Linked DNA regions of Homo sapiens: region 1 is linked to region 2. The links are chromatin loops, found by intact Hi-C in ENCODE. Cell type or tissue: CD4-positive, alpha-beta T cell. All regions are shown on one strand. Each heading gives the region's core, and the rest is flanking DNA. Links, peaks and the distances in the headings are about the cores only. Region 1 overlaps LOC105376360 (a long non-coding RNA gene). Region 2 overlaps LOC105376360 (a long non-coding RNA gene).

Region 1 (9,116 bases), core at 851-8,850, 52 kb after region 2:
GTTTAGTATGGGCAGGTGGAAAACAAAGAACATCCTTGTTTCCCAGATTGGAAATGGACATGAGTGGCAAGGCAGAGACCAGTTGCAGCCTCTCTAAGAATATCCTGACTCTGTCAAGTGAGCATCAGAAACCCAGCCTGCAGACACCCTGAGCTGGCCATAATGTGTAAAGCTGGTGTATCCTGTAAAGGTGCTTGGTAAATGCTCTTGTTAAAATCTGAACATGCATTCAGCCTGCAAATATGTAAAAGCAAAACAATATCCCCACTTATGCACTGATACAAATAGAGGGACGCACGTAGGTGATAAAATACTGAGTCAGACTTCCACGTCACTTGTAACCTGTGTCTGTGCCTGCAGAGGAAACCTCTGTGTGTGGGCTGTCCCATGTGTGTACGTGTGTGTCTGTGTGTGCATGCATCCACTCATGCATGCCTGCGTGTCTGTGTTGCTAAATCCCGAAGGCTGGTTAATGCTTGGGTAAACTCATTGTCTAAGGGAGCTCTAGACAGTGTTACCTTCAAAACGGAGCAAAGCAACCGACGCAGAATGTTCACTCATCTCAGAGAAATGAGGCACCAAAGCAAGAAGCGTTGAGAGTTGCTCTAGGGGCTGATAAACGGGTGAAAAAATTACCAATCTGCTCTTCTCAAGATGTGACCTGGACAGATTTGGAAGACGTGTGAAAAGCCAGCCAGCAGAATTGGACCTCAGCCACAGCACTTTTCCAGAGATAATCTTCAAAAACGTCTGAAACTCTATCAAATTCCCAGTTCTCCTTGCCCTAGAAATCCTCCTTTGAGCCCAAATTCACCTCTAAAAAGCGTTTGCTCCCAGGTAATGGTGTTCAGAAATAAGAGGAAGGTGAAGATGAAGGAAGGAGAATGTCTTGCCCCTTGGAGACGCACAGAAGCCCCAACTCTCAGCTGTCCGGAGCTGACTCTCATCTTGTAAACATTGCTTCTGAGAAGGACACTGCAGGCAGAAGTGCTTCTCTCCTTCCAGCCTCAAGGGTTCAGACCCTCTCCCCTTTCTGCGGTTCACTCATCCCTCACCAATGCAGGGCCCTGGAGCAGCAGGAAACGTGGGGATGGCATGGGTGGCTGTGCTCCCTCCCCGTGGCCCAGGGATCCTGCAGCGTAGAATCAGTCATAGAAAACATCTAAGTTTGTACAGATTGAGGATTTAACTGGGGTGTATTTTCCCAGAGGAGATAGTCATCAAAGCAACTGATCTATAGGAACGTTCGATAAATATTTCTTAATAAATAGAGTTGATACGGTATTAATCTGAGACATAGGCTCCTTTCATGGCAGGAAACCTTGCTGTACCTTAATTCTCCATTGAAGAGGTTCGTGCCCCTCTTTCTCTCATCTATTACTGCATTGATTTGTTCATCTAATCAACACGTACCAATGAGATCGCAGCCATGGGCAGGCCCCGGGTTAGAAGCCAGGATAAGTATTTACGGTGGAGAACATGAGAGGTGGGATACACAGGGGAACGCCCGTGCCTGAACCTAAGAGGTGTGACTCTACCAAGTGGGAAAGGCAAGCACGCATCATGCCAGTGCAAAATTACAAACAGAGACGACCAGCCGTTGAAGTCAAGACACACACATGTTGTGGCACCAGCGTATGGGGGCCTGGGCTAGTCTGGGCTACCACAAGAGCAGCATTTTCCTGAGGTCTGCAGAGTCCGCCCTTCTTAAGCGACATGGGCCCCAGAGAACAGGGCAAGGGACCCTGCAGGAGGAGGCCCCCCAAGGAGCCGAGAGAAGGACCCGAGAAGGAACCGGGACCTGAGAAGGAAAGGCTAAGGGAGAGATGGACTGAGAGGGCGTGGGGCCTCATCGCCACGTTAAGGATTTGGGTCTTCATCAAAAGATCATTGAAAAGCCACCTAAGCAGTTTAGACACAAGAGGGACTGAATGTGTAAAAGGCCACTCCAGCTGCAAGCGCAGTATGGGATGAAAATGAGCGCCAGAAACAGATGAGAGAAGGTGAGGTTCCACCGCGAATGCAGCCATGGAGACAGAGAACAATGTACAGGGTACAGCTAGGGAGCAAGATCGGGGGAGTTAGCAATGGACTGTGTGGGGCTGGGGAGAAAAAAGAGGGAGGGAGGGAGGGAAGGAGGGAAGTGGGGAGGGAGGGAGGGCCGGGGATGACTGCCGGATTTCTGGCATGAACAACTGCGCAGACTTCACTGTTCTGGCTATGATGGAGGCCCCAGAGGAAGTGAGGCGAACCAGGGTCTCGGGAGGACGGAGCCAGGTCTTGCTCTGGACGGGCCAAGGCTGAAGGGCTTTGATGTCCCCAGGTGGAACTGTCCACTTGTTAGCTGGATATACTTTCCTGAAGCTCTGAGAAGAGGTCTGAGCTTTAAGAAAGAAATGTAGGAACTCCGTGTGCACAGATGGTCCTGAAGACACATGTGGGATCTCACCCTTACCACAGGTGCAGTGAGACAGCCGCTCCACCTCTTCAAGCCTCAAGGCCTCACCTGCAGGTAGCCACACGCAGGGCTGTGTGGAGGACCGAGTGAGATCATGCCTGTGAAGTGCCCAGGACTGTGCCTGATTCACAGCAAGGGTTCCATGTTGCCTATAATGAACATTATCTCTAGAGACCACAGACTCTGATGGGCCAGGAACACGGGTGAGCCTGAGACTAGGCGGACGCATGGAGCTGGGACAGCCAGAGAAGTTCCCCCAAGAAGTCAGAGGAAGGAAAGTCTGCTGATGCCTACTGGCTCCTCATCTATGTTCATTGTGTCATAGCTGCTCTCAGAGCCTTGTCCAACCTTTACCAACAACCTCATGCCATGGCCACTGTTGGGTCTGGTTTGCAGGTGAGGAGCTAGAGCTGGCATAAATTACCCAAATCCTACACACAGAGGGGCCAAACCCAGAGATTCAACCTTGTCCATTTGACCCCAAGTCTTGAGCTCTTGCTCTACATCCCCTTATTTCCCAAGGGAGTAGATTAAGAAGCAGCACCATGAGCTAAAGGCATGGATGCTAGAAAAGCTTCAGGTAAATTATCAGGGGATGGCCGACAAGGAAACCTATAGGAGCTTGGGGACAGGGAGGTCCAGGGAGGCTGGTTGGGTTCAGGGAGGCTGGTCCTCAGACAGATGGGAGCAGAGAAAGGGAGAGCCCTGTGGGGCAGGGGCCAGACTGATTACAAGACAGGGGCCCGGCAGGGAAAGGCAGGACCCTGGGGTGGAAGGAGGGGCCTGGACCTGGAGACAGGGGCTGTCATGTTGGCCTGGGGCCCGAGGGTGAGTGGAGGCTGGGCCAGCACGCTCCTCCACTCAGGGGCCTGTCCAGGGTCTGTGAGGTGTGAAAGGGCACCTGACAATGGGCGTCCAGGGACTGCAGAGAAGGGCCCAGGTCAGGCCTCAGGCTGCTGGTCACAAAAGGCCTCGTGTGACTCAGATGTCCGCTTGCTCCTGGACGGCTTTCTCAGGCTGGGAACGAAGCAGCTGGGCAGCTTCTAGTTCTACCTGCAGAGTCACTTTCTCGTGTGTTTGTTTCATGTCTTCTGAACGGCGGGAGCTGCGAGGGCTACTGGAAGTTGAGAAGTTATTCTGCTGGGACGTGGCCATGCCCGGGAACCAGTAGCTCCGTAACAGCACCTGAGCCTGCAGCCTGCCAAGCCCCTGGCGGGAGGAGGAGAGCCTTCAGGGATTCCCCAGGAAGCCACCTGAGCAGGACTAGGGTGGAAACATCGGAGAGTGAAGGAACAGCCTCTCTCTTGGGAGGAGTGTGATCAAGAGGAATGAGGAGAAGAATGAGGTCATGAATCCCAACACAGACAGGCAAGTACACAGGTCCAGAGCCAAAGAGACAGAGAGACAGAGAGAAAGAGAGCTGGCCCCAGTGTGAACAGACCTGAGCCAGTGCAGACGTATCCCTGGTTAAGGTATAGACAAATGCAGCCGGGCGCGGTGGCTCATGCCTATAATCCCAGCACTTTGGGAGGCCGAGGCAGGCGGATCACGAGGTCAGGAGATCGAGACCATCCTGGCTAACATGGTGAAACCCTGTCTCTACTAAAAATACAAAAAACTAGCCAGGCGTGGTGGCAGGTGCCTGTAGTCCCAGCTACTCGGGAGGCTGAGGCAGGAGAATGGCGTGAACCCAGGAGGCGGAGCTTGCAGTGAGCCGAGATGGCACCACTGCACTCCAGCCTGGGGGACAGAGCGACACTCGGACTCAAAAAAAAAAAAAAAAAAAAGAAAAGAAAATGTATAGACAAATGCTTATCACCAGAAGAAACTGAGATCTTTCATCTAAAATTCAGAATTCCAGGCATTTATAGTGATTTTTAAGAAAAAAAAAATTATTAAAATAGTGATTCATCCCCCAAACCAATTTATTATTCTTAATGTCATTAAAAACCACACACACACACAAAAAGACTGGAGACTCAGCCCAGGACAGTGAGCATAGTTAGAAAGAAAGCCACTTGAGCAGGACCGGGTAGAGGTTAACTTCCAACCACAGCTAAAGATGCCAGATTGTCATTCCAGTTCAGTAAAGCCCACCTCAAACTGTATTTATTGATTCATTTCACAATAATCTGCTACTGTATTCAACACTCTAAGGGAGTGAGGAGTTTACTTGATTCAGCGGTAAACGCAGAGCTCTGGTAGGAGGTATTAATACTACTTATCAGCAAAGGTTACTAGCTTGCAAAATGTTTGAATCATGTTACCACATGGTTACCAAAGCTGAGTTATGAAATGCCAGGGGCTGACTCTGGGTGCACAGCACTTACGTAAGTCACTCTGCACAGGGCGCTGGAGGAGAAGTTGAGTTCTATTACAGGAAGCAGAGGAAGTTTCAGCAGACAGTCACTTGCCAATTTGAACAGTCCAAACACATGGTCTTCCAGTTTACATGCCCAGTGGTTTCTAAATAATTCACATGTCAGCTGCACAGACACATTGATAGTGTCATGGGTTTTGATGGGTTGGCCCAAATCCCATCATGAGTACAGTTCCATGTTCCCCCTGAAACTGGCGACGAGAAGTCCTCCCGGGGGAAGGCAGACAAGGGCAGCAGTGGAGTTTTGGGGTTGAGACTGAGCCAGAAAGCAAAGTGCCACTTCTGCCCATATGATGGTGAGATTTTGGAAGATTCCAAGTCTGAGAGACTGGGTCATATTGAGAGAATCGTGGAAATCATTTGGAAACCGGGCAGTGGGGAGGGAAGGATAAAGCCGTCTTCCATTTAAAAGGGAAACAGATACAATCTGAATGTATCTCCCCGGTTTGTCTGCTAAGGAGAGACACTCTTGTCTGCCGATAAAGAGCTGAGAGCCTCAAGTAGGTCAAAAATAAAGAAAACAAATTGAAGGTGAGATTGATTCATGACACATGTGTTACAAGGTCTGGTGGGAGCCTCTACTTTTTCTGGAGGATAAAACCATCAAAGCACACTGCCCCCGTTTCATCACACCACTTGCGTATTATAGAGACACAATCAGTTCTCAAAATCCCTAATTTGGGCATTTTGTGCCTCAAAAATATTTGTTCCCTTAGTATTCAATGTGGCACCATAGTACGAGTGCAGGTGTTTTGAATTTACACCTATCCTAGCTTTCACTTCTGATCCAACTCATGGGTTTGGTACGTCTGCTTAGCAGTACAATTTCAACGACTAAAATTGTCCGTCTCTATTGACTATGAACCATGCAAAAGGACGACCACTGGATGGTTTTCACCACAGCTGTGGCCACAGTGGCTGGAGAGGTGGTCCACCCTAGAAGACCCTAGGAAATAGCAGGCTGATGACACTGAACACATCAGTTATGTGAAAGGTGTGCGTGCATGGTGAGCCAGGAGGCTCAGTCCTGGGAGCAAAAAGACATTATAATCTTTAAATCAGAAGTAATTCCAGGAGCTTTCAACTGATAAAGGGGCTATCTTATGACATGAATAAATAACTAGACATAGTAACAACAAAATGATATTTTTCTTACTCAGGTGATCATCTTCTTATTCAAACGTGTATGTCAGAACCTGACTTAGGGATGGGAAGTTAGAAAATAAAATGAGAAAAGTGGAAAGCTGATTTCCTGCAGCCTACTTCCATCATTAACTCTTGGAGGCTTGACAATCCTTGTTGGAAAGCAGTCACCCAGGCAGTAAACGCTGACTAATTGATGTGTTAATAAAAGTGGACATTGTGTAACATTCCTAATATGTTAATAGTGTGGTTTGCAAAACATTTTAAAATTACTTTAATGAAATATTTGATTAAACGTAGGTTTAATTTAAAATTTCACATTTTTAATCAAGGAGGATCAGTAATTAGCCTGGAGGCTTGAATCGAGAGCATATGTATAATTTCTGCAAATAAAGAGAGTGCACCAGTGTTCCTAGAGGGTCCTGTGTCATCGACCTGTGTATGTGTGAATAACTACACATTTTTGGTGCTGTGGGATTCACTGGTAATTGCATTGCAGACCAATTAAGAGAGTATTTATAGTCCAAATTAACCTGATAATCAAGAATCCCCATACAATATTGATCTCTCTTAAGAATTTTCTGAATGTAGGTAGGTGCTCTAACCAGCTTCTTGAAGAAGTGTTCAGAAGCCAGAATCAATGAATTCGGCGGTAATATTTCCCCCTAGAAACGTGGGCCATTTTCAATTTTTGCATGCGCAGAGTAAATGCTCAGCAAAAGATTAATTACTTGAGTATTTCATCGATATTCCTATAGACAGAAGGTATTTACGGAGGGCCTGAGCATGCATTCTGTAGAGTCCGATAGGTGGGATGTCTTCCCTCACCCATCACAAGGGTCATAGCAGAGACTCCTAGAACAAAAGACAGGTTAACAGGAGAAAAGCATAATAGGCATAATATTTAGTCCAAATTTTACATGACACGAGATCCTTCAGAAATGAAGAATCAAAGGCCCAGGGAAAACTGTGTCTTTTTACACTTAGGATGGATGGAAGCATGGACAGACATGTAGGAATGTGATGGGACAGAAGACTGTGATCTAATGGTGAGAGAGTGAGGGTAAGCCCAGCAAGACCCACCTGTTCCTGTTCTCCATGGCTTCTCCATTTGTGTTCCTTACCTCTCAGGAAGAGGGCAGGACTCCTCTGGAATGAGGGTCTCCGAGGAGGAAGAGAGACAGTGACCTTTCTAAGTTTCATGGCTGGTTTTGGGGAGAGGAATTCTAGTGCCCATGACCCACCTTAGGGAAGGGGAATTCTGTTTTCTATGACTCACTTTGGGGCAGAAAGAGGGCAGAGAGAGACATGAGGGCAGGAGAGGGTCGGAGAGACCTGGCGTAGGCGGCCTTCCCATTTCCTCCAGCTCAAAGCACTTGACATGCTCTGGCGCCATACTTTGGGGTCTTGTTTTCTGAGCCTCACAATTCTGAGAGATTCTGCACACGGGTCACCGAAGGTCATCCTCACAGACTCCCCTAAAGTGACCTATTATTATCACCATAACAGACATGGAACCTGGGACTCAGTCCTCAGGTGATTGTCCAGAATGGGGAGCGGGCCATTCTGGACAATCTGTACCATGGCCACAGAATGTAAACAGAAAACTCATTCATTCATTCACAACTCCAGACATTCTTCTTCAACATGGATCTTGGCAAAAAATGGGGTCTTCAATTCAGATTAAATAAAGGAAATGAAATACAATTATTTTTAAGTTATGAAGACATCTTAAATTTTTACTTAAGGCTAAAATGTCATTTTCTTATACAAGACATAAGCATTTGATGTTTGTCAAGTTCACAGTTAACTACTCAGGGGTACAGATTGCTTCTTGTTAAAGACACCACTGACTGAATATTTTAACCACTCGAATAGAAATTTCTACATTTTATCGGTGTCTGCCAAACCAAAATACCCCAACGGAATTCCTTTGAAATCTCTGGGAATGCATTATTGGAGTGGGTGTCGATACTAACTTTTCACATAAATCTACTCACCCTCAAGTTAGGATATTGGACATATGGTTTGTGGAAATATTTGAAGCATTTGCATAAGACATGCAAGTTTTGGAAGAATGACCATTTTAATCAGGCTGACTAACTGAGATGAGAAGAGGGAGGTGTGACCATCTGTTTAGCTTCATCTTGATTTTATTTAGCACCTGCAAAAAAAATAGATTTGAGCCACTTCTGAACGAAGAAAATATGGAGAACCTGTCTAGGACTGTCTCCTGTGCCCTTCTTCAAGGAAAGGAAAGGTCAAGTTACAAACAAATTATACACACACGCTGTGCACATGTGCACACATGCACATATACACAAACCCTACACCTTTTGAAATCTAAGATCTGTAGTTCCATAGTTCACTTGATAACTACAGGTCTTAATTTTAGCACTCTAAGACAACACTCAATACATATGCTAATATTTGCCGATACCTATAAAGGCCAAAAGAAACAAAAAGTAAAGTTATTATGTGTAGGAATGACAGAGGATTCTGAACTGAGAGAGGCAGTTATATAATTTGCCAATTCCTAAGCTGTTTATATAAATGGTTATAAATGGATATACTGTGTTGCCTAGGAAGGTTATAGCTCTCTAAAATGATATTAATATGACATGAAAATAAAGCGATAAAATTCCAAGCTATATTTCAATGCATAAATAATGCTAGAATATAGTTGACACTCAGTAATATCAACAAACAAGTGAAAAAATTCCTTACTAGTTTTTTGGTAGTTTTTTCTGACAAATAAATTTGAACTTAAATGTATTTTCTTTATCAAGATTATCCTAAGACTTTTGTGCTGCAGTTTTTGAGATAAATCATTTGATAGATTTTCTGATGTTGAAATTTTCTCTTACTCTTGACCAAACTCTCTTTGGTGACTATGATTTTCCTCTTCTCACTCTGGACTCTTATTTACATTCTTATTCTCTCTCTGTCTGCTCCTCATCCTCCTCCTGTTCTCTCTCCATTTCCCTTTCTCATCTCCTCTCTCTTTTTCCTTCATCAGTCTTGATATTATTAATATTTTTAAAAACTCAGCTTTTGGAATTTTGAATTATTCTCTTTCGTGATCATTGGTTGTTCCTATGGCTGCCGCCACCCTGTTCCTGTACTTCTCTATTG
Region 2 (9,116 bases), core at 831-8,830:
AAGGATGAAGTTATGCCTGAAATTCTTCAGTTATAATAAATCAGTTCTCTTCTTTCCCATCTTGTCATTTTCTTCAGAGAACTTGTCATAATTTATAAGATGCTGGTAAATAATATAAATACGTTTGCATGTTTATTTATAGAGTCTGCACCCCCATTCGACTATAAGCTCTGTAGGTGGGGAAAGTGGCATTTTTGTCTGCTACTCTGGGCCTGGTACAGTAGGTGACACCTCGTGGATATTCCATACCTGCTTGTTGATAGAATAAGCAAGTGAATCCATGTTCTGCAGCAGTCATGAAGACCTTTGCTTGGAGATCAGCCTTCCAAAAGGGATATGGGATGAGCCAGGTGGCACTAATGACCTCCAGCTCTGCCCTGAGGCTGTTCAGAGATCTCCTGATGGATGCTGCCGGGGCCTTTATTGAAGCACAACGAGCTTTGCATGTAGTGGCGTCTGGAGGGTGTTTCAGGATCGCTCCTTTGAGCACACGGGGTGCAGCGAGGAGACTGCGGCTTCTGCTCCTGGGATGTGGGCTCCTAGGGCTTTCCACTGGCATCAGGTGGCCACACACCGATGGTAGCACTGACCAGCATAGTCTCAGCATGAGGCAGCTGGTCCGAGGTGCAGCTTAAACCTTTCTCAAGGGAGGTGCCAAGGTGCCACCACTGCTGGAGCCCAGGAAGAAGTGTGTGAATACTTTTCAGCCATGAAATGAAGGAAATCCTGTCGATTGTGATGACACGGATGGACCCCGAGGCGACTACGGAGCAGTGAGCATCCCCAGATACCGCCCAGCCTGGGAGGAAAAGGCTCTGTGGTCTATTTGCCTTATGTCATAAATAATGCTTATGACATAAACCTCCATGCCAGGCACGGTTTTCTGAAACTGGCCTCAGTCATCCCTGTCCCACATTCTCTTCTGGAAACGCCCCCTCCCCCATCAAGACGCAGCCTTGGACCACTCACCCCTTGCATTTGGGAGGGCTCATGGCTCACAGTCATGGTGGCACGAGAGGCTGAGCTACCCCAGGCAGGTGAGAGATGCTGCAGTGTCTGCCTTGTTGACAGCACGTGAGCTGTGGGCCCTGACGCCCCACGCAGACATCACTTGGCCTCTTGAACCGAGCCAGTGGGAGCCAAGGCCATGGAGAGGGCGCTCCCAGTGTCCCCCAGTGAGAGTCGGCCAGGCTGCCACGGCAACACATCACAGGCCGGGAGGCTTCAAAGATAGGAACCTGTATTCTCATAATTCTGGAGTCTGGGAGTCCAAGATAAAGGTGTCCTCAGAGTTGCTTCCTCCGGAAGCCTCTCTCTGCAGCTTCAGACGGCCGCCTTCTTGCCATGGCCTCACAGGGTCACCCCTCTGCCTGTGTCTGTGCCCTAATCTCTCCTTCCAAAGACACCAGCCAGATGGGACTAGAGTCCACCCTAGTGACCTCACCTCACCTTAATCACCTCTTTAAAGCCCCCCGTCTCCAAACAGTCCCATTCTCAGGCACTGGGGGACAGGACGTCTGCACATGGATTTGGATTTTGGGGGACATGATGCAGCCGAGCTGAGGTCCCAGACAATAGCAGCATCCTGCAGCCATGAGTGAGGTGGGCAGTTTCCTGCGGAAGACTCCAGCCCTGGCCCTGGGGCCACCAGACCCTGAGGACCAGAGAGAAGTGGTCGCTCTGTGCGTGCGGGAGCTCCTGGCTACAGAACCCGTGAGCAGAATACGGTGCATGTTTGTGACCTGTAGTTCTGGGCCCCTGGATGCTGATTATTCAGCCATGGTCACTGAAATACCCTCAGCCTGGGAGTTCTCATATTATCTCAACTAACCTTTGCGCACATCAAGGTGCCTGTCTCACGGATGAGGACACTGAGACACACAGGATTAAATAAACTGCCCAAAACACACAGTTGCTAAGTGGTGACCCGGACTTGAACCCAGTCTGGCTGACTCCCGAGCCGTTCCCCCCGTGGAGGAGGTCTCGGACAATGCCTGACTCCCGAGCCGTTCCCCCCGTGGAGGTGGTCTCGGACAATGCACAGAGACTCGGTGTGGAAGACCCGCGCCATTCCCACAGGCGTGTCCTGCTCTTTTCGGGACTGGCTGCAGAAGAGTCCCTGCCTGCAGCTCACCCAGCTCAGAGGATGCTGGTGAGGCCACGCCTCTGGCTGTTCCAGGCAGACCCAGCACCCATGTCAGGAGCAGCCAGTGTCTCCCCAGGACGGCAGATGGAGGCAAACCCTGGTGTCTGAGTGGCTTCAAATAGCTGTACACCTGGAAGCCTCAAAGTGCAGGGAACACGGCAGATGGGGGCAGGTGGATGCCCAGGAAGCTTCACCACAGTCACCTGGCTTATTTGCCCCGGCCGGGCCATTCACAAGGCTTGCTGCTGAAAAGGAGTAGGTAGGCTCTGCCCACCCAGCTTTGCACTGCAGGGCTGGCTCCAACCCACACAGGTAGGCAGCCTGGCAGAGGGGAAAAGCCAGCTCAGTCACTCTTAACCGCACTTGCCTGCTGGCTGCTGCTTCTTTTTCTTTTTCTTTTTCTTTTTTAAGAGAAATTGATTAAGCATTTTTCCTTTTTTCCCTGTTTCTGAAATATATTTGGAGGATACACTATTTCTATTCTGATACTCTCTCCTTAGAGGAAAAAAAAAGTTATTTTTCACCTATTGATGCAGCAAAACGGAACCAGAAGCAGGAGTTCCAAGCCAGCCGTGCCTTTCTCTCCACTTCCTTCCCTGGGTGCAACCACAGCGGCGTGGTAGTGACTGTGGATAGTAAGTTCCTGCATTGTGGCTCTTCTGCCCCGCGTCGAGGGCTGAGCTCCCTGCTCTGCCGATGTGCTTTGCCTCCTGGAAGCTTCAGACATGGAAGCCATGTTCTGCCAGACCAGGAGAAACCCCACTTTCATCCCACGTCTCTGGTTATCAGAGCATCAAATCCAAGTTTGACCTACATTACAGGGCAAGTCGGTCATGAGCACACACTGGACCATGACAAATTGATTGTCGTGACTTTATTGATGTCAAGGGGGATACAGTGCCACGATTAATAATTTACCCAACAGAGAAAAGCTTTTCTTGTCTCTGTGATGCCGGAGAGCCCAAGGTTTGATTGTTCCAAGTCCGAGCACTAAGGAGGGAGGTGCTCACACTTACAGCTCAGGTGAAAATCCACAGCAGAAGATTCCTGGTAGCCTCCTCTCTGCGTGCCCACAAGTCGTCGAGGCAGAAAGTGAAGTTTGTTCTCTTATAACAAACCATTTGGACAGACACTTGGTTTTTCTGTTCTCAGAATTTTTTCTGCTCTACCCAAACTAGGGGTTGGCGTTGCATAGGTACCATGGGCACTTGGGGAATGCCTGTTTCGTTTCATTACATTGAGCGGTGATAAGAAGATTCAGACACTAATTGGCATTTTCCCCTAAATCTCCATGGAAATGCAGTCTCTATTCCAGGGCACCATGTACTGCGAGGACTTTATACTCGCCCTCCGAGTGAAAGGAGAATGAAGGAATGAATACAGAGGTGGACAGGGTCATTTCTGTCCCATAACTGCATATTGTGGACATTTTTCTTTTCTGAGATGGAGTCTCGCTCTGTCACCCAGGCTGGAGTGTGGTGGCATCATCTCAGCTCACTGGAACCTTTGCTTCCCGGGTTCAAGTGATTCTCCTGCCATGACAGGCACCCACCACCATGCCCGGCTAATTTTTGTATTTTTAGTAGAGACGAGGTTTCACCGTGTTGGCCAGACTGGTCTTGATCTCCTGACCTCGTGATCCACCCACCTTGGCCTCCCAAAGTGCTGGGATTACGGGCGTGAGCCACCGTGCCCAGCCTTTTGTGGACATTTTAAACAGCAGGGAAATTAATCCTGAGCAATAAAAAATAAATAAATAAATAAATAAATCATGGTTTTTATTTGAATCTTAAAAAAACAAAACGAAACATGTTTTCACTTTTTTTTTTCCTTATCTAATTTGGCTACTGCTTCACTTTCTCTGCCACCTCTCTTACTGCAGTTTCAACTAAATGACTAAGCAAATTAGATCTTGAGTTGCTTTTCTGGAATGCGGAGAGTTGGAGAATCAGATAAAAGTCGAGGTATCTCTCTCTTCAGCAGCTTCCAGATCGGGGGCTGGAGCTGAGCGGGGGTGTTGTGCAATCCCGTACTGTTGTCGAGCAGGCTTCAGTTCAGGGAGACCAGGCAGGCTGAGGCCCAGGAGAGTGCCCCCTTGCATCTGCCCTGGGGGAAACTCTAGAAGGGGTAGAGAAAATCCGAGAAGAAAGGATATTTTTACACGGTAGGATTGTATTTTTATCCCCGGAGGCTTGCTGAACGCAAGTTTCTGGGTAAGTTACACAATACAGGAAAAGTAACTGTTTAGCGTATAGGTGATACGTGTTGGAGGCCAGAGCGCTCTGCAAAGCCCCGCCCCTGTGTGTGTTGTGTGGTCTGAAAACAAAGAGCAGGCATCACCTTCTGGAGGTGAGGCTGGCCCGGGACTCAGATGGCTCTAACTCTGCGGGTCGCCTGCCCAGAGGCTGCACTTCAGCCGGCGGGGAAGCCAGGATGGATCTTAAGTCATTCGATTCTCAGGCCATAGGTTGTTGCCAAACTGCAGCCTGGAAAAATAGTCTATTGATTTTCTGAGTCAAATAAAGTTATGTTAATGTAGAATTAAATAGATAGTCACATAGCTGTAACATCCCCAAAGATGGAAATACTACACATCAAATGTGCCTGTGGTCTCTTTGTTCATCTGTTCCTTCCTGTTCTTACTGCTATCAGAAAAAAACATACCTAGCATTGCTAAATAAGGCTTGAGAAACAAGCGTGTTTTGTAAATAGCACATCTTCGTACAAACTCATATAATATTTTCAAACCCTGAAGTCGCTTGCATTTTTCTTCGCTATTCACAGCAACTCTGCAAGATGCTCCTCACATTGGGTTTAAATTGTGACATCATATCCAAATTATGTCCCCTTGGGCAACTCAACTAAACTCTTTTCCCCGTTTCTTCATCTCTAAATTGGAATGATAATACAAGCTTCCTCAAATAAATCAAAGTGAGAATCAAACCAGCCTGGCCAACACGGTGAAATCCCGTCTCTACTAAAAATACAACACTAGCCGCGTGTGGTGGCGGGCACCTGTAATCCCAGCTACTCGGGAGGCTGAGGCAGGAGAATCACTTGAACCCAGGAGGCAGAGGTTGCAGTGAGCTGAGATCGCATCATTGCACTCCAGCCTGGGTAACCAGAGCGAAATTCTGTCTCAACAAAAATAAATACATGAAAAGTCAGGTTAGGTATGTGGGTGCTAAGAACCACATGCACATGGAACTGCTTGCCGCTGTCTCCGTTATTTACTAGAGGAAGACACTGATATGGCGCCCAAGCCTATCGCTGGTCTGACCTTTTCACACCATCACAGAGGGGATATGAGGTTGGACGTGTTCTCCCTGCCAGCCTTGCCTTCTTGCCGTCACAATCATCCCTCTAGATATGCCTGCAACAAGGACCCAGAGTCCTAGGTCTTGGCGCCTTTGCTGCCGCCTCCCTGGGAGGGGTCACCCGGCACACCGTGACCTCCTCACCTCACCCCTCTGTAGCCTTCAACCCCAACCCCCCTTCTTCGCATGACAGTCAGAGTGAAGAGAGAAAGTATGATTCAGATGTGTCTCTGCTATTCCACGCTCCCAAAGGCCTCCTCATGTCTCTGGGGGCAAAAGCCAAAGTCCTCCCACTGGCCTTCAGATGCCCCACAAACCCACCACTCCGTCCCTCTGACAACATCTCCTCCTGCTCTTCTGGATCCAGCCACCTCCTTGTGTGTCTTCAAGCTCTGCAGCCTTCACAGGGGCCCCTCCTGCCTGGAGCACTCTTGCTGTGTATCTGCGTAACTTGCCTCTCCACCTCCTCACCTCCTGTCTCCCGCTCTCCGTCCTTCTTCCTGCTGTTCCTTTCCTCCGCAGCACCATTCACCTTCTAACAGGCTGCTCCTCATGACTTCTGTATTTGGTCAGTTTCCCCAAACAAGAACGCAAACTCCACCAGGCAGAGGCTTGCACTTGTTTCGTTCTCGGTGGATCCCCCATGCCCCTGGAACAACACGTAGTGGGCATATGATCAGTATTTGTCGAATGTGTAAATAAAGAAAGGAAGTAAGGAACAAATGAATGGACACATGAAATGTGTTGCAGGCAGAAAAAAGTTAGAAAAGACAACACGACATTGCGCAGGAGTTGAGAGGAAGAAAGGAGATCTGGATTGTGATGTTTTCCCCTCCCTTACCAAAAGGCAGTTTTACCAACAAACTGAGTCAGAATAATCATTGCAGCAGAATTTGCCAGAGGTCAGGGACCTGCCGGCCAGTCTCAGTAAGATGAAACGTAGAAAATTCACTCACTATCCCCAGAGAGCACAAGGCTTAGGGTGTCCATCGGGGAGTGGCTGCTCACGGGGTCAATGGGGCCAAGAAGGAGCAGCTTAAGTAAAAATAAAGGGTATTTACTGGGGGATGCAAAGGAGATGGAACTGGGACATGGAAATCTGTCGGGGTTTTGAAGATTATTCTCTCTCTCTACAGCTGGTGTCCCCTTCTCCCTGCTGTCCCAATGCTCCCACCAAATCAGTCAACGTCATACGTAGACTTGCCCATCGTACAGCTCACCCTGTGGCACAGCAGGGCCTGCACGTGCCCTAGTGCAGGACGCCAAGTCACCCAGTGCTGATTCCTGATTTCTAGGACAGAAGATCCACTGGCTCACAATGGCTTAGGTGTCCACCTGGATCATGGCCCTAGCCAGGCAGTTGAGGCCCAGGACAGCCAGGGCACTCCTGAGAGGCTGTCTCTGGAGAACTATCTGGGGGTCTGGGGGACTCAGGGCTGGACGGACTCCCAGAAACATTCTCATCCAGAGCTGGGACAGGAATACCTCCAGCATCCGTAGCTCCCATGGACAATGTGATGCCCTTTTAAAGCAGCAAGTACATGGCACTGGGTGCCATGGGCATGGGAATGATAAGGACCGTGGGGTGGAGCAGAGAAATTGGTTTTACATTGTAGCTGTGGACAACACTGTTATTTTGTATTATTTGTTGTACTTAACATGATTCTGTACAAAGAATGCTCGAAAGGAGAAAAGACAGAGGAAGTTCAGTAAATTAGAGGGAAGTTCCCTGCTGTGCCATGGAGCAATATTTATAATCTGGGCCCTTTAGGGAAGGGATTACTGGCACAGAGATTACAACGGCGCTGTAAGAAGAGATTCCAGACCAGTTTTGTAATTTATTTCACTTTCATGAAACCCCCCACAAATCAGAAAAGCTCTGTAAGTAGAGACTTCTCTGAAGGGAACATCCAAGGGAAGAAGCTCCTCCCCTCTTGAAGAGGTGGTGGAGGGACCTCGGGAGGGTGGAATTCAAAGCAGTTAAGCAATCGTCATTGAACGCGTGGCCCCTGAGCACGCTGGCTGCAGGGCTGGTTCCCTCACCTCGCTGCTCCCTGGCATCCGACCTGTGAGATGGTAACAGTGGCATCTACCAAATAGGACTGTAGTGAGAACCGCTACGAGTCTCTAATGCACAGCAAGGTTTATGTGAATATTAGCCATTTTTACTATTGCTCTGATTCCTGGGGAGTAGCTGAAAGTCAGTGCACTCAAGCCCCTGAAGTGCCGTCTTCTTGTCACCATCATGATTTTCTCTTTTAGCCATACTTGTTCATTATTGGTGCTATACATGAATCAATTTTTTTCTTTAAATAGCATGATTTGTGTGTATGTTGTGTATTTATTGTATCCACTAAAGTGAACACATAAATATTAAAATAAAAATATGCATTTAGATGCCATTGAATTAATCTCTGGGCACACCACTATTTGGGGCACACTGTCCTACAAAATGCGTATGGTTCTGTATCTATAGAACAAATTATCACTGTCCCCAAGGCATAACCACTGCCTGCAGAGGTCCTCACTGATGGTGGAGTTTGCTCTGATGCTCTGGCCTGGTCACTGCAGCTTTCTATGTCTGATTCACGTCTTTCTTTTTGGCACTGTCTCCCACTAGCACTACACCAGATTCCTGTAATTCAGTTAAACTGGTGAGCAGACCATGCAACCAGCTTCTGCGACTCAGGCTGTTTCCCGGAATGCAGCATCCGTCCTGCAGTGTCCTTCTTCACTGTCTTTTTTTATCTTCACAAAACTTCTTGCAAACAAAATCCTATTTTTTTTTAATTTTTATTTGAGACAGAGTCTTGCTCTGTCACCCAGGCTGGAGTGCAGTGCTGCGATCCCAGCTTATCACAAGCTCCATCTCCCGGGTTCAAGCAATTCTCCTGCCTCAGCCTCCTGAGTAGCTAAGATTACAGGCACCTGCCACCACATCTGGCTAATTTTTGTATTTTTAGTAGAGATGAGGTTTCACTATGTTGCCCAGGCTGGTCTCAAACTCTTAGCCTCAAGTGATCCACCCATCTCGGCCTCCCAAAGTGCTGGAATTACAGGCGTGAGCCACCATGCCCAGCCTGAATCCTATTTATTTAATTGATTTACAAACAATTTTCAGAAATGAAAATTTCAAATTGACTTTTAACTGGTAATTTCTTTTAAAATCTGAATCTAGGCCAGGCACAGTGGCTCACGCCTGTAATCCCAGCACTTTGGGAGGCTGAGGTAGGTGGATCATGAGGTCAGGAGGTCGAGACCATCCTGGCTAACATGGTGAAACCCCGTCTCTACTTTAAATACAAAAAAATTAGCTGGGCTTGACGGCAGGCGCCTGTAGTCCCAGCTACTTGGGAGGCTGAGGCAGGAGAATGGCCTGAACCCAGGAGGCGGAGTTTGCAGTGAGCCGAGATCGCACCACTGCACGCCAGCCTGGGTGACAGAGTGAGACTCCATCTCAAAAAAATAAAATAAAATCTGAATCTGTAAGTTTCTTCACCCTTTCCTTTTGTCAAGAAGTTAGTGATCTGTTGCAAACTACAATAACATAACTACTTAATATACCTAGAAGAAATACAAAGAAATATGTAGGCATTATGCCAATAGATTCAACAATTTTAGATAAAATTGAGAAATTACTTGAAAGACACGTT

What was found. A loop is a pair of places that touch in the nucleus more often than their neighbours do. Peaks named below come from ENCODE experiments on the same cell type or tissue, not always from the same donor. Only the 100,000 strongest peaks of a DNase experiment are listed, where the experiment ranks them.
Region 1: it touches region 2 in a loop (2.0-fold over the local background); 2 of 110 quality-filtered maps call a loop at or near these places.

What each region holds. Positions count from the first base shown.
Region 1 is chr10:3,715,939-3,725,054 of GRCh38, forward strand. All of the region lies in intron 1 of LOC105376360 (a long non-coding RNA gene), which reads left to right. Among named protein-coding and RNA genes, the nearest start is that of KLF6, 65 kb to the right of the region's middle. RefSeq lists an enhancer at 6,657-7,856. In CD4-positive, alpha-beta T cell, for the core only: no CTCF peak of the experiment used is centred there; a DNase peak (open chromatin) is centred at 4,773.
Region 2 is chr10:3,664,349-3,673,464 of GRCh38, forward strand. All of the region lies in intron 1 of LOC105376360 (a long non-coding RNA gene), which reads left to right. Among named protein-coding and RNA genes, the nearest start is that of KLF6, 120 kb to the right of the region's middle. RefSeq lists an enhancer at 3,995-4,496. In CD4-positive, alpha-beta T cell, for the core only: no CTCF peak of the experiment used is centred there; DNase peaks (open chromatin) are centred at 2,423, 2,763, 4,453 and 4,753; H3K4me3 peaks cover 2,284 bases; H3K27ac peaks cover 1,518 bases.